Regions from separate parts of the Mus musculus genome. Here region 2 is linked to region 1. A link is a loop called in an ENCODE intact Hi-C map of the cell type or tissue named here. Cell type or tissue: gastrocnemius. All regions are shown on one strand. Each heading gives the region's core, and the rest is flanking DNA. Links, peaks and the distances in the headings are about the cores only. Region 1 has its middle 9.4 kb from the start of Gm34766. Region 2 has its middle 5.5 kb from the start of Tnk2.

What was found. A loop is a pair of places that touch in the nucleus more often than their neighbours do. Peaks named below come from ENCODE experiments on the same cell type or tissue, not always from the same donor. Only the 100,000 strongest peaks of a DNase experiment are listed, where the experiment ranks them.
Region 2: it touches region 1 in a loop (8-fold over the local background); 32 of 42 quality-filtered maps call a loop at or near these places.

Annotation. Positions count from the first base shown.
Region 1 is chr16:32,685,085-32,693,416 of GRCm38, forward strand. No RefSeq gene overlaps it. Among named protein-coding and RNA genes, the nearest start is that of Gm34766, 9.4 kb to the right of the region's middle. In gastrocnemius, for the core only: no CTCF peak of the experiment used is centred there; a DNase peak (open chromatin) is centred at 4,628.
Region 2 is chr16:32,634,938-32,643,269 of GRCm38, forward strand. No RefSeq gene overlaps it. Among named protein-coding and RNA genes, the nearest start is that of Tnk2, 5.5 kb to the right of the region's middle. In gastrocnemius, for the core only: CTCF peaks have their summits at 530 and 3,720 (motif pointing right); DNase peaks (open chromatin) are centred at 602, 3,745 and 5,430; H3K27ac peaks cover 248 bases.

The DNA of each region.
Region 1 (8,332 bases), core at 57-8,056:
CGTCGTAAGCAGCTCCCTGGCCCTACCCAGACTGCCTGGTGGCAGATCGTGGTGGGAGTTTTCCGTTTGCATGCCTCTCCAGAGTAAGTAGACTTCTCAAAAAGTAAGTTGTGGGACTGGAGAGATGGCCCAGGGGTTAGAAGTATTTACTGCTCTTGAGGCCACCTACGTGGCAGCTCACAACCAGCTGTAATTCCATTTGCAGGGGATCTGATGCCTGACCACTGTGATCACCACACACACATGCAGTGCATATACTTATGTGTAAGCAAAATAGACACACAAACACATTTTTTAAAGTAATTTGAGCTAGACGAGATGTTGCAGTGGGAACAGTGCTCTGCACAGGCATGGAACCTGGATTCGAACCCTCAGCACCACTGTAAAATAAGTAAATAAAAAGTAAGCTGAGGCCAGGAGTGCCGGTGCCTGTCTGTAATCTCAGCATTCCGGAAGCCAAAGCAGGAGGATCGGCGTAGGTCCCAGGTCAACCCGGGGCTGGGTTTCATCATAAGAGCCTGTCTCAAAAACAAACAGAAAAGGGCGGCCAAGTAGATGACTCCGTGGTTGAAGGCGTTTACTGTGCAGGCCTGGTAACCTGATTTTGAGTCGTGGAACCCATGGTGGAAGGAGAGAACAGAATCCCAAAAGTCAGTCCTCTAACTTCACATGTGTCCACACACACACACACACACACACACACACACACAGCCCCCCCAATAACAAGGAACAAGTAAACTCTCTCATGTTCCCTTTCTCTGTGAATTACCTATTAATATCTGTGGATCTTTTTAAATGTAAGATTACTAATCTCTTGCTGACTTTTAGGAAGCAACTAGATCCAGGAAGCTCCTTTGAATCCTACAGATGATATAAGCTTTAGGAAGCAAGATAAATCACGGAAAGTAAATGGACAGCTGGGATTCGTTAAAGACATTGGAGGGAGGCATAGTGCTACCAGGCAGGGAAGGGAGGCACTCAGGCATTGAAGCCAGAACCAAGTTCAAGGTCTGCTTATGGGACTTGACACTATTTAAAAACAGCCCGCAGAAACACTCAGGGTGCTGAATCATGCTGGTGCTCTTGACTGCAGTGGGCCAGAAGCACGGCAGCTCTGGGGGATGGAGCCTTCAGAGCCCACCATGCTGCAGTTAAAGGGACTGGTGGACTGTGCCCAGGGGCCGTGTCCTGCTGAGTTCTGGAATAGCCAGCTGCAGATTTCAGGCAGATGTTGTCCCAGGCTGACTGTTCTTCACCCTCTGGAGACAGGAAATGGCGGCAAGTGGGCAGTGCAGCAAGTGGACTGACTGCTCCTCCAGAAGTCCTGAGTTCAAGTCCCAGCAACCACATGGTGGCTCACAATCACCTATAATGTGATCCAATGCCCTCTTCTGGTGTGTTTGAAGAGAGCAACGGGTTACCCATATACATAAAATAAATCTTACAGAAAGGAAAAAAGTGTATGTGTGTGCTGTGTATGTGTGTACATGTCGTGTGTGTATATGTCATGTGTGTGTCTGGGATGTGGTACGTGCATGTATATATGTTTGGTTTGTAGATGTGTGTGTATATGCCTAGGTGTGTGTGTGATAAGTGTGTGGATATGTGAGTGAGTGTGTTTCTGTATGAGTGTATGTGATATGTGAGAGTGTCTGTGTGTATGAGTGTGTATATGTGTGGTGTGTGGCTGTGTGTGTATATATGTATGACTGTGTCTATGTATATGATGGTGTGGCTTGTGTGTGTGTGTGTGTGTGTGTGTGTGTGTGTGTTAGAGGAGGGAGATGTAGAAGCCTTCACATAAATGAGAAAGCTGCCTCAGACCTGGGATCCCAGGCAGCCCCATGTCACACTATGCAATGTGTGTGGTCCTTTGCCATGCAAACCCTAATTATACTATTAATTGCGGTATGATGTCTTAAAGAAGTATAAAAAAGATGGATTCTAGTTAAGATGCCTAGAATCTAAAGTTCAACTCATGGTATAGATCCCTTACCTAGAATGGAGGAAACTTGTTAGTTAAACAAAAATCAAATTTTCAAACTCTAAAAATAGTTGTAGGTCACGTCATGAATGGGGAAATAGGCTGTATGGGGCCTCAAGTCCTTTTTTTTTTTTATTTTATTTTTTCAGATGTTCTTCATCTCAAAACAACAACAACAACAACAACAAGCCATTTAGTCTGGGACGGGAGCTGCTGCTGCAGTAATTAAAGAATTTATACTGGTCTTACTGAGGATCTGAGTTAGGTTCCCAATACCACATACAGTGACTTAGAACTGCTGTGACTCCATCTCCAGTGGCTCCAAAACCCTCTTCTGGTCTCCACAGGCACTGCATGCCACGTGTGCACGCCCACACACAGACAGGCATCATTTAAAACAATAAGGGGGCGTGGTGGCAATCTTCAATCTCAGTAATCGAGAGGTAGAGGCAGGTGAGTTTGAGCCCAGCCTAGTCTACAGCTTAAGGTCCAGGCCAGTTCAGGCTACATAGTGAGACTCTTAATAAACAAAACCTTTAAAAGAAGGAGAAGACAGCAGCATTTAAAAAAAAAAAAAGCCAGGCGTGGTGGCACATGCCTTTAATCCCAGCACTTGGGAGGCAGAGGCAGGCGGATTTCTGAGTTCGAGGCCAGCCTGGTCTCCAGAGTGAGTTCCAGGACAGCCAGGGCTATACAGAGAAACCCTGTCTCGAAAAAAACTTAAAAAAAAAAAAAAAAAAAAAAAAAAAAAAGAGCACTGGCTGCTCTTCCAGAGGACACGGGATCAATTCTAAGTTATTGCATGGCAATTCAACCATCTATAACTCCACTTCTAGGGCATCTGATTCTCTTCTGGCCTCTGCAGGTGTGAGGGAGACAGACACACGGTGCAAAGACCAAGGATGCAGGTCAAGTCCACGCACATAAGATAATAGAGTAAGTGTCGTCTGGCCTGCTGATCTTTTGGAAGGAAAGAGTGGCTTTACCTGGAGAGCATGGCTCTGGGCACTAGAGCTCAGTAAGGCAGAGAGGACATTCTGCCGAGTGACAGGCCACCCACTAAACGAATCCTGCCGGTTCTGACAAATCAGGAGCTTAGCATCAAGCATCAGCCACTCTGCCCCAATCTCCACCCTAATGCTCTCAGTTTGCCTTAACAAACCAACAAGGCCGCTTTTGGCAACAACAGTTTGTTGTTGTTGTTTTGTTTGTGTGTTTGTTTTGTTACACTCAGAGATATCTTATAGATCATTTTTTTTAACTTTAAAGATCCATTCATTCATCATATGTGAGTGCACTGTAGCTGTCTTCAGACACACCAGAAAAGGGCGTCAGATCTCATTATGGATGGTTGTGAGCCACCATGTGGTTGCTGGGAATTGAACTCAGGACCTTTGGAAGAACAGTCAGTGCTCTTAACTGCTGAGCCATCTCTCCAGCCCTATAGATCATTTTTTAACTCTATTTAAGAAAACTTAAAAAAAAACAAAAAACAAACAAACAAACAAACAAAACACTGTTGCGTGAGTTGCCAGCATGTAAGAATCTGTTGTAAAGAGTGTATTTCAGAAGGCTTTTGTAGGAGCAGGACACTGCGGTTGTTTGTGTGTGTGTGTGTGTGTGTGTGTGTGTGTGTGTGTGTGAGAGAGAGAGAGAGAGAGAGAGAGAGAGAGAGAGAGAGAGAGAGAGAGAGAGAGAGAATGAATCAGGAATGCAATGCACTGTTTTGGCTGTGTTTCCTACACCCCAGGTCTTCCTGTTGGTTTTTGCCTGGTCAACCTGCTAGCTCTTGCAATGTTACTGTGTGTAGCAGAAGCCGATTCGGGTTTACCCAGCCTGGGGAATAAACTCAGGGTTTGTTGGGCAATCTGTCAGCCCTGTTGACAGAACACAAGCTGAATAGACAGTCTGTGCCCCTGGGAGTGACATCATTGTGGCAAAATGGCAAATGCTCTGTGTCATTGTGTACCCAGGGAGGTGGTTCCCCAGAAAGCGACTCTGCTGACTTGGTAGATAATAAAATTACCAGGAAAGTGACATGGGGTGACCGTGTTTCAGTGGTTAGCTGTTAGCTCACAGAATGGACTGGCTTGCTCCTGACCCATTCTCTTTTTGTTGGGGTTTGGGGGAGAGAGGTTGAAGGTTTGAAGGTGCTTCTCATATCCTGGTGAATAACAAGCCTGCTGGGTTCCTTTTGGTCTGTAGATGGGGGTGGAGGAGGACACTCTCTTTAAGCTGGATTGATCCACTTAACAATAGTGTGGCCAAAGGGAAAGAAGAATCTAGCATGCCCCCCCCCTTGCACTTTGGAGGCAAAAGGTGTTTTTAATTTGAAGCAATTTAGTTTTTATGGAACTTTGAACTTGGAGAATGGCTCCCCTGGCTTCTGGATGCAGGAGTTCTCAATGGCGGTCCCGCAGCTGCCAGCCGCCGCCAGGTAAAATGCTAAGATGAGAAACTAAACTGTGCGGTTTTTCCTTAAATTTATTCCGTTTCTCAAACATGTATGAGACAGATGTAAGTAGTGGAGGTAGTAGATAGTACCTTTGCTCCCAGGGCCTTATATTTGGATACTCTGTATCAAGGATTGCTTGAAACTGATCTGCAGAACCTGAGCAATTGCACGTTTGTGTCGACAGCGCCACCTACCGGTAAGATGAGACACTACCCATTTGAGTTAAATTTGAGAGTGTAGGGGGCTAAGGTTGTATGAAGTCGTTTCCCAGCAAATCATTTAAGAGTCTAAACCCTGCTGGTAGGGACTCAGCCCAGGTAAACTTGGGAAGGAATATGTTCGCCTACCATCTGGTACAAAACGGGGATCAGCTAGGGTCTAATGCAAAGAGAAAGGACATTAGAACCCTGTTTCTATGGACAGTTATGGAGGCTCTGAAGGAGGCCAACCAGAGCCAGGGAGAGAAACCAGTGCTCCAGGAGTTAAGTGCTAGGATATTAAAGGCTCAGGCAGAGCACGCAGCGACTCCACCGGAAGTCCCGGCACTACTCCCTTGTGCTGTGTTGACCTTCCTTCTATTTGTCTTCTTTGGTTTTTGTTTGTTAAAGTTTGTTTGTTTGTTTATTATATGTAAGTACACTGTAGCTGTCTTCAGACACCCCAGAAGAGGGCATCAGATCCCATTACGGATGGTTTTAAGCCACCATGTGGTTGCTGGGATTTGAACTCAGAACCTCTGGAAGAGCAGTCAGGGCTGTTTTGTTTTGTTTTGTTTTGTTTTTGTTTTTGTTTTTTCGAGACAGGGTTTCTCTGTACAGCCCTGGCTGTCCTGGAACTCACTCTGTAGACCAGGCTGGCCTTGAACTCAGAAATCCGCCTGCCTCTGCCTCTGAGTGCTGGGATTAAAGGCGTGCACCACCACGCCTGGCTACTCTTTGTTGTTTTTTATGACTGCTGTAATGCCCATTGTAGAATTGGGACAGTCAGCAGAGCGCATTAGAAAAGTTAATTAGTCAGAAAAATACGTGAAACTTGATATATTAGTTTTATCTGTGCAGACATGTATGTATTAATCTTATAAAAATAAGTACATCTGGTGAATGTTAAATTATAAACTGCTTCTTATTTTTTTAAGATTTATTTATTTTTATTTTATATGCATGAGTGTTTGCCTGTATGTCTGTGCATGTATGTATGTATGTATGTATGTATGTATGTATGTATGTATGTATGATTTCCTGTGTGTATGCGTATGTGTCTGAGACGAGAAGAGCGCGTCAGCTCCCCTGGAACCGGATTCCAGGAAACTGTGAGCAACCACAGGTAAGTTCTGGGAACAGAACATGGTTCCTCTGCAAGAGTAGCAGACTCTCTCATCTACTGATCCAATATCTCCAGCACTGTAAACTACTTTTAAATTGTTCACGTTTTATGCTACTGACTTTTCATCTTGAACATCCTTGAAACACTACATACTTTGCCTTCTGTGGATAAACTCTTGTTGTGTAAGACATTATTTTGTTAACATTTCTCTTGCACACGCTCAACTGGCCAGGAAGAATGACGCTGCAACAGGATCCTTCTGCACACGTTTACTGGGAGAGCATTGATTGCATAGGCGAAAGAAGAACAACCCCAAACAAGGAAAATGATGCTGCTTATATACCCCTCCATGTGACATGTCAGCTCCTGATTAGCTGCTCACTCATTACCCCACTACTACGCCCCGGGATGGGCAGTAACTTCGCACGAATTTACTCTTGCACCTGCGCACATTACTTGTTTACCAGTTAGGCACAGCGGAGGCTTGTGATGGCAATTGCTCACGGCTCTCCACGCATTTCTATGTTTTTTTTTGTTTTGTTTTGTTTTTGTTTTTTTTGAGACAGGGTTTCTCTGTGTAGCCCTGGCTGTCCTGGAACTCACTTTGTAGACCAGGCTGGCCTCGAACTCAGAAATCCACCTGCCTCTGCCTCCCAAGTGCTGGGATTAAAGGCGTGCGCCACCACCGCCGGGCTCATTTCTACGTTTTTAATGAATTATTTTGACGTGTTTATGAATGTATTTTCAGGAAAGTAGATCTCTTTTTCTCGAGTCTGTATGTTTCTAAAGGAAAGAACTGAGATTCTTAAGGTATTTTTAAAGATCCCGGGGAACGTGAGAGGGGGTGGGGCCTCACAGGATGGTGGCTGTAGACTGGCAGAGCTCAGCTCTCAAGGCTGCACAGCCTTTCCTCTGGTCTCCCGGTGAGGAGACGCCCTTGCTTCAGCTGTCTTTTCTGGAGCTGTTTTGAAGATGTCTCACTTTTCTACAGCCACCACCAGGATGGCCCTGGGGAATGTGTGGCTTTCCACTGATTGGCCCTTCTCTGGCATCTGAGGGAGGGAAAGAGCCACCTGTTGTGAGGAACTGGGGAAACCCCTCCAGGGCTTTGGAGGGACCCCCACACATGGGCTAGATGCATCAGTTTGTTTACCCCTATCCTAGAAAAAATGATCATGTGAGGGCTGCAGAGATGGCTCAGTGGTTAAGAGCACTGACTGCTCTTCCAGAGGACCTGAGTTCAATTCCCAGCACCCACATGGTGGCTCACAGCCATCTATAATGGGATCTGTAATGGGATCCAATGTCTTCTTCTGGTGTGTCTGGAGACAGCTACAGTGTACTCATATATGTAAAATAAATAAATCTTGATGGGCGTGGTGGCGCACGCCTTTAATCCCAGCACTTGGGTGGCAGAGGCAGGTGGATTTCTGAGTTCGAGGCCAGCCTGGTCTACAAAGTGAGTTCCAGGATAGCCAAGGCTATACAGAGAAACCCTGTCTCAGAAAAAAAAAAATTAAAATAAATAAATAAATAAATAAATAAATAAATCTTTAAAAAAAAATCATGTGAGGCCAGCAGCTCAAGCCAGCAGTACCTGGAAGCTCTACCCTGAACCTGCTAGACTGAAATCTGTGCCACCAAGATCTCTAGCCAGGAACTGTGGAAAGCTTTGGATGAGGGTAGCTCTGCTCTGACCCCACAGAGCTGGTAGGCCTTGGGGGACCCTGCCTGGCTCCAGGAACCCCCCTTGGTCCTCAGGAGAACCTGTGCTCCATGCTAACCTTAAAGATGATGCCTTATCTACTCCAATATCTTTGAGTAAACACATTTCAGAAGTGTGTGTGTGTGTGTGTGTGTGTGTGTGTGTGTGTGTTGTTTTATACACAGGTTCTCACAGGCTACCCCTGATGACCTCAAACTCTAATTCTCCTGCCTTAGCCACCCAAGGGCTGAGATTAGGGGCATGTGACATCATGTCCAGCTAAATGTTTTGTTTTTTTTTTACCGTAAACCACATGTAGGTTAGGATTTACCATTGTTATCATTTAAGTGCTCAGTTAATGCAAAACTCTGGCTCTACCATTAACTCCCAATGTCCTCAGGCCCTGGTGGCCACCAATTTTCTTTCTGTCCCTAGGATTTGTTTTCTACTTTAAGCACTCTGTGATGTGTTTATAAAAAGATAAAGAGTTATAAGAATATGTTCTATGGGGGTGTGGTGAGGTATGGGGGAGGGGGTGCCTCAGCAGGCCCATGCCAAGGCATACCTCCCCCCACCCCTGAGGGACCAGCCACAAGACTGAATAGTATAGAATAGAGTTTATTCAGGGCATGGGGAAGGGAGTTAAGAGGGTAGTAGAGGCAGAGAAAGGCAGAGAGAGGGGGGAGAGAGTAGAGATGTAGAGGCCAGCCATGACCACATGGAGAGAAGGGGGGAAGGGAATGCGGAGAGAGGGGGAGCAAGAGGGAGCAAGAGAGCAAGAGAGAGAGGCAAGAGAGCAAGAGAGAGGGGAGGGGGCAAGCAGCCCCTTTTATAGTGGGCCAGGCCTACCTGGCTGTTGCCAGGG
Region 2 (8,332 bases), core at 205-8,204, 50 kb before region 1:
TTCAATTCCCAGCCACCACATTGTGGCTTACAACCATCTGTAATGGGATCTGATGCCCTCTTCTGGTGTCTGAAGATAGCTACAGTGTACTCACATACATAATAAAAATAAATCTGAGAAAAAAGAAATAGATTTGTAAAACAATATGAAAAAGATGGCTTTAATTCCAGCACTTGGGGCGGGAAGGGGGGGTGCAGAGTCAGGAGAGTCTCTGTGAGCTCAGGACATCTAGGACTAGGAAGAGAGATACTATTATCTCAAATAAATAAGTACATAAACAAGCAAGCAAACATATAAATAAAGCAATGCTAGACAAGAAAATTTGGACACACAGAAGTGCGACTGTGCCCAGTATAGGTTTTGCTTGCCATGTAGCCCGAAGTTAGTCCATGGGATTGGTTATTTCCTCCTGGAAACCTCCATCCACAGCTTGGCCACAGCAGAGTCACTTGCCTGTGTTTGGGTCACCTGTACTTCACAGCACTGAGCTTGTATTCATGCTCACACTCCACCTACTGGTGAGCTGGAGACCTCTGGGAGGGGGTGAAGAGGGTAGGGCCCAGCCTTGTTTTTGATTGATGAATGGTTGGGCAGGGGCCCAAATTCCCAGCTTGCTCTTGGACCCACTTGGGCATGCTGCCACTAGGCCTGGGTCTCGCCAGCAAGAACCTGTGCAAACTGGAAGGCTTTGTCTACTCCATACCGCATCTCTGAGTATACATACTGTCTCTACCTGGGAAGTAACTTCTTCCCTCAGCCTGAAAGAGTCCAATTTACCAGCCTAGGGTGATGGCTACTTTTTCTTTTGAATATGAAAAGCACCAAAGAAGTTGGCATTGTTTCTTTTCTTTTCTTTTTTTTTCTTTTTTCTTTTTTGGTTTTTCAAGACAGGGTTTCTCTGTATAGCCCTGGCTGTCCTGGAACTCACTCTGTAGACCAGGTTGGCCTCAAACTCAGAAATCTGTCTGCCTCTGCCTCCCGAGTGCTGGGATTAAAGGCGCGTGCCACCATGCCCGGTGGCACTGTTACTTTTATTGATGGAACCTTAGGACTGGCATTCTTGGCCCCATGGACTCTTCCACTGCTTTCAATAAACAATTAGTAACCAACCAATAAGCAGACAAAACACAGGGCACCTTATCTTTTCATCCGAGCTGCTGCAGGTGGCCTGCCTCAGTTTACCCTGCGGACAGCCTTCCAAACCTGAGTGCATGTCCTGATTGCCCAGGTGGTGTTCCTCTGAAGCCACTGCTACTAAGGTGTCTTGGATGGTGTCTTAGTTATTGCTGTGATGAGACACCATGACCAAAATGACTCTTGGAAAGGAAAGCATTTAATTGGGACTGGCTTACAGTTTTGGAGGACCATTATCATCATGGAGGGAAGTATGGCAACAGGCAGGCCGACAGCATGCTGGAGAAGGAGTGGAAAGTTCTACATCTGGACTGGTGGGTAGCAGGAAGACTAGGTCTGTCTTGAGCTTCTGAACTCTCAAAGCCCATCCCTAGTGACACACTTCCTCCAACAAGACCACAGCTACTCTAACAAGGGCATACCTCCTAATAGTGCCATTCCCTGTGGGGACCCATGGGGGCCATTTTTATTCAAACCACAACAGATGAATAAAGTAACATTCCAGGAACTTGCTGGCTTGTTAGGCACATGGTTGTTCTCACAGAAGTGATACATAGGTCAGCGCCCTCACTCTTGGGGATTCACCTCCCCGGTTTCTTTATTCCTTCCTTCCTTCCTTCCTTCCTTCCTTCCTTCCTTCCTTCCTTCCTTCCTTCCTTCATTTTTCTTTCTTTCTTTCTTTCTTTCTTTCTTTCTTTCTTTCTTTCTTTCTTTTTATTATTGATTTATTTTATGTATATGAGTACACTGTTGCTGTCTTCAGACACACCAGAAGGCATCAGATCTCATTACAGATGGTTGTGAGCCACCATGTGGTTGCTAGGAATTGCACTCAGGACCTCTGGAAGAGCAGTCAAGGCTCTTAACCGTTGAGCCATCTCTCCAACCCCACCTCCCTGGTTTCTGACATGCCAATTGCCGTGACTAGAGGTTAACTCACAGACCTGCCTTGGCTTCTATTGTCACCCTGTTGACCCCTGGGTACCTGATTTCCCACTCTGTTACTGTCATGAGTCAATCCCATGGGTCTTACCCTGTTTGGGATTACCAGGGAGCAGCCCTAAGAAGCAAGAGAGGGATGTGATGAAATTGAGGTTTAGGAAGATTAACAGCAATTAACAGGGAGGTCCAGAGTCAGCAGGGTCATCTAAAGAACACTCACCTTAATGACATCGTTCAGGGGTGTAGCTAAGGCAGCTGTTATCTCTTGTAATTCCTCTGAGAGAGGATCTGAGGACCAGGCTGGCTGGGCTGGTGAAGGCTTCTCTTCCTGTCACATCTGGCATTTCAAAGGTGTGTAATTACCATTTGAATGAAAACTACTGGAGAGGAGGCAAGGGCTTGGGACTCCTGTTTCTCTGGGTGGACTGAAGCCAAAGAAGTGAAGTTAGAGGCTGGAGCCCTGAGGAACGGAAGCTGCTGTAGCGCACGGAAGGGGGAAAGAAGCTGCCAAGAACCAGACTGGTGGCACATACCTTTAATCCCAGCACTCAGAATGCAGAGGCAGGTGGATCTCTGTGAGTTCCAGGACAGCCAGAACTACATAGTAAGACCCTGTCTCAAACACAAAACAAATAAGAAGACCCAGGGTCTGGTTTCTGGTTCAGTGAGAGAGACAGGGGTGGGGTACGATGCTGGATTTGCATTTGGGATATTGTTCACGCCTCAGGTTCATGTGACCAAACGGAAATGCCTGGCAGTCAGCTGAATGCTGGTACCAGGAGGGCATCCAGGGGTGCAGGGAGAGTAACATGTGTGCACCTAATTAGCTCAGGTGTAATAGAGTGTCAGAGCAGAGCTTACTAAATTATCCAGAGGAGCCAAAAGAGACTGCAAGAATGGGTGGCCCGGGATGGGCATCACTGGGGCAGAAGGAGAAACGCAGCAAAGGGTTGGTTAGTGTCTTCATTATAATTGAGGAAAGTTGGGCTGGAGAGATGGCTCAGTGGTTAAGAGCACTGACTGTTCTTCCAGAGGTCCTGAGTTCAATTCCCAGCAACCACATGGTGGCTCACAACCATCTGTAATGGGATCCGATGTCTTCTTCTGGTGTGTCTAAAGAGAGCTACAGTGTACTTATATATAATAAATAACTAAATCTTAAAAAAAATAATTGAGGAAAGTTGAGCAAAGAGAGGAGCTGCAGGTACACAGGTGAGAAAAACAAAACAAAAACCAATCGAACCCCTAAAACCTCAGCACTAGGTGAGTGCTGACCGCCACTGAGTGGGGTTCGCAGAAAGCGGGGCTCCAAGGGTTTGAGAGTCCATGAAGCTCTAAGGACAGTTCTTGGCACGATTAGTTAATCTTGGATTTCCAGAAGTTTTGTTTTTTGAAACAATTATCTCCTGTAGTTTTGCTGACCTCCAACTCCCTGTGTAGCAGAACATGACCTTAAATTTACCCTCCTGCCTCTACCTCCCAAGTGCTGGGATTACAGGCAGGGCTCATCACACCCAGCTTTTTCAGTGCTGGAGACTGTATGTTAGGCTAAACTACATCCGGACCTCCTGACCATGATAATGACTGATAAGTGCTGAAATGCAGCTAGACAGCTGGAAGAACACTATCCTTACTCTAGATGTCCACCAGGGGGCGCCGGGACTCAGGACTCCATGGTACTTTAACAGTATAGGCGCTGCTGACCTCAGTGGCTCTTCTGGCTCTTAATCCAGCGCGGCAGAGGAGGCAGGCATGTGGGAGACACTGGCAGCAAACCAATCCTCTCTATGCCCTAGTAAGGTTTTGAAAACTGAATGGCCCAGGGGCGTGTGAACAGGACCTGCTGAGCAGCTCTCCCGAGAGCCCTGACCTAGTGATAGATGAAGACACAGGCTGCTCTTGGTTCTGAAAGGGCATGACATGGGTTCGCGGATGTTCCCATAAATATGGAACCTTCAGAGTTCCTCCCTTCACCTCCCAATCCCCTTCCTGACTCCACAGCCTTTGCTTTGTCCAATATTTTCTCTCTGATACCAGCATCTCAGTTCCCAGTGACCTCAGTTAATACTTGTTCCAGGCCCAGGGTATAAAGACATCAATATCTGGTCTCTCTACTCACTTTCAGCAAGCACCGTCCATTTCTGGTAACATGCTGGAACCACCTGGGGAGCTTTTAAAAGCTGCAGAGAAGGACGGCAAGACAGCTCTGGGAACAGAGGCAACGCTTGGGGAACCCACAACTTCCCGAACGTATATGATAAAGTGAGAGAGCCAAGTTCACATGTTGACCTTTGACCTCCATGTATGTAAAATTGTGCACACACACACACACACACACACGTACAAAGAAGCCGTAGACGTGAGACGTTGAGTTCAATCTCAGATGTACCAATTTAATAATGCTAGTGTGGGCCTGTCTATCAGTAAATTTGTGGGTTTTTTTTCCATGATATGAGCTGGAAAAATGGCTCAGCAGTAAGAGTATTTGTTGCTCTTAGGCAGGACTCAAGTTCAGTTCCCAGTCCACAACCATCCATAAATTCAGTTTAAAGGGCTGGAGAGATGGCTCAGCAGTTAAGAGCACTGACTGCTCTTCCGGTGGTCCTGAGTTCAAATCCCAGCAACCATATGGTAACTCAAAACCATCTGTAATGAAATGGGATGCCCTCTTTTGGTGTGTCTGAAGACAGCGACAGTGTACTTACATATAATAGATAAATAATAAATCTTTAAAAAGAAATTCAGTTTAAAGGGATCCAACACCCTCTTTGACCTTCTCAGGCATTGGGCACAAATGTGGTGCATACACATACACAGGGCAAAACCCTTGTGCACATAAAATAAATAAATCTAAGAGAATTAAACATAAAAAATGCATTTTTTCATGGACCTACCTGAAAGTATGGTGAAAATGTAAGGCCTCATATTCTCTTTCAACTGGCTGAATCCAAACCCACCTCTCCACAAGATGCCCATGTCATTGAGAGTTGCTGGCCCAGTATATGTACATTTCATTTGCTCTTAGTTGTAGGATTATCCATGTCATGGCAGGGGCTGTCTGAAGTTTTTCACTGTGGCCTACAGAAGGCAATGGATCTTACACCAAAGTGCAGAACACACACACACACACACACACACACACACACACTGAATCCATAATGTCAGAAAAACAATATGCTCACTACCTCTGATACACTCATCCATTCCACAGACATTCTTGGCGTCTGAGTTGTGTTAGGCAGTAGTCCAAGTGCGTGTGCATAGCACAAAAATTCCTGTTGTGGTGGAGTTTATTGTCTCCTGGGGTGGGGAAAGGAAAGCGTCAGGAGGTCAAAAATAAGCCATGAATGTAGAAGGCATGCTGGAAGGTTAGTAAATCTTCCCTTATTAAACAACATCTTGAGGAAGGCACCGAGGGAGCTGGATAGGTTCCAGGACCCGGATGTGAATAGCCTTCAGAAAAATTCAAGCTTTTGAACTTCTCTGGATCCATTTTTGTACATTTTGAATTATTTAGATTTATTATAATTTTTTATTGTTGTCATTTCGGTTTTTCGAGACAGGATTTCTCTGTGTGTCACCGTGGCTGCCCTGGAGATCATTCCAGCCTCAAACACAGAGATCTGCCTCTGCCTCTGCCTCTGCCTCTGCCTCTGCCTCTGCCTCTGCCTCTGCCTCTGCCTCTGCCTCTGCCTCTGCCTCTGCCTCTGCCTCTGCCTCTGCCTCTGCCTCTGCCTCTGCCTCTGCCTCTGCCTCTGCCTCTGCCTCTGCCTCTGCCTCTGCCTCTGCCTCTGGAGTGCTGGGATTAAAAACATGTGCCACCACTGCACATTTTGTATTTTAAATCCAAAGTAGAAACAAGTTCTGTTTTGGTATTTTAACTGTCATTTGATTTTTTTTAAAGGGGGAGGGGCTGGAGAAATGGCTCAGAGGTTAAGAGCACTGGCTGCTCTTCCAAAGGCCCTGAGTTCAAATCCCAGCAACCACATGGTGGCTCACAACCATCCGTAATGAGATCTGACGCCCTCTTCTGGTGTATCTGAAGACAGCTACAGTGTACTTAGATATAATAAATAAAATCTTTAAAAAAAAAAAGCCGAACTAATATACACTGGATTTAATTAATCTCTGGGTGGTAAGCTACAGTAGTTGTTGTAGAACTTTGCTCTAGTCAAAAAAAGTAAACGGGGAGCTGGGCGTGGTGGCGCACGCCTTTAATTCCAGCACTTCGGAGGCAGAGGCAGGCAGATTTCTGAGTTCGAGGCCAGCCTGGTCTACTAAGTGAGTTCCAGGACAGTCAGGGATACACAGAGAAACCCTGTCTCGAAAAACTCAAAAAAAAAAAAAAAAAGCAAACGGGGCTTAGTGGGGTGGGGGTGGGGGTGGGGAGGTGGGGGGGTGGGGATGGGGACGGACAGAGGCAGCCACAGCAAGGGTAGGGGCGGGGGGGGGCGGGTGTTGGCAAGGAACAAAAACACTCAAACCCCATTGGAATGATTCCATAGCGTCCTGAGTCTTGGCTGAATATCGTCTGCAGGTGAGAGGCAGGATGCCTGACACCCCTGCTTTGGCTTCTTGCTCACCCCGCAGGGCAACTGTCTCACAGTGGATATTCTTTAGGGAGCCACCAACACCACCCTGGAGCAGGTTGGCACACTCTGTTTCCAACGAGACCTGACAGGCCCTTCTCCCCGCAGAGTCAGTCACTCCGAGGTAAGCAGCTCTCTCCTTAAAGTTCCAGGTCTGGAAAGAGTCTCAGGCACCTGAGTCCCCGAGCCTTCAGCTTCTAACCTGAAGCTCCTTTCCTTCCTCCATATGCCATGGAGGAAAAGCTCCTGGCTGGCAGAGCAGTCCCTAGCCACTTGAACTGCCATCCTGGGATGATATGGAAGACAGAGACGGCCTTAGAGAAATCTCTGATTGCGGTTCCAGCACTAAAAGCACTAGGGCAGGATGGAACGCAGACTTCCGGCTCCCTCGGATCGGAATCTCCAGACAGCCATGCACTGGGAATGGGTGAGGGCCTCGGGTCTTGCTCTCGAGGGCAATCAGATGAGAGCGGGGAGGAGAGAGGCAAAGCTCCCCTAAGAATTCGCCTATCAAGACCTTCAGGATGGACTTGCTCTAACTCCCCTTGTTCTGTTTGACTTGGAGCTTGATTTACTGGTAGGAGCATTTTGGCCAAATCCGTTGTTTGCATCTATTGACCACGAAAATCTCGTTAGACCCCGTGTTTTCCTGCAGCCTGCCCCTGCATTGACATTGTTTTATTGCTTGAGTGGTTCAGAGAATGGATTATACAGTCAGACACTTGGATGTGATTTCTGGCTCTGCGACTGGCGACTTGGAGATTCTGGAAAGAGCCATTTAGTCTCTCAAGGCTTCAGTCCTATCGCTGTACACTGAGACTGTGAATGTGTGTGTGTGTGTGTGTGTGCTATTGCTACGGGTGACAGGGTGACAGGAGAACAAGGAGAGCGTAAAGCCACGCACGCACGCACGCGCACAGACTCTGTGAATCTTAGCCACTGTCGTTACTGAGGCAAACAGTACAAGGGAGGTTGGTGCACTGAACCCTTTTTTCCCCCTGTGCCCCTCTCACTCAAGGGCGAGCTGCGATGCAGAATATTCACTCCTCTGCTCCCAGGCAAGAGAATGGGCTGTATGAAGTGATTCAGCACGTTTCTCTGCTCACCTTACAGAGCAAGCCACCGTGACCCAAATCTGCCAAGCTTAGGCTCTGGGTGGCTTATGTGGCCGTCCTATCTGCTCACCCCTCTGGCCACAACCTTTGGTCCCAACGAGACTCAGAAGTCAAGGGTTGAAGGGGGGAAAAAAATCAAGTTTATTAAAATGTTTACCCCCAGGAGACGAGTGGAGGGGCTACTGTCCCCCAAGATGACTAAGTGCACAAAACACAAAAGCACTCTTATTAATCAATTAATTGATTAATTAGAGACAGGGTCTCTCTGTGTAGCCCTGGCTGTCCTGGAACTCACTTTGTAGACCAGGCTGGCCTGGACCTCAGAAATCTGCCCGCCTCTGCTTCCCCAGTGCTGGGATTAAAGATGTGTGCCTCCATCTGACAAAAAGGAGCTTTTATAAGTCTGGTGTGGTAAATGAGCAGAAAGAAGTCTTCCTCATCCAGGGCCAGCATCTTTTCCTTTCTTCCTATCTTTCTTTCTTTCTTTCTTTCTTTCTTTCTTTCTTTCTTTCTTTCTTTCTTTCTTTCTTTCTTTCTTTCTTCTTCTTCTTC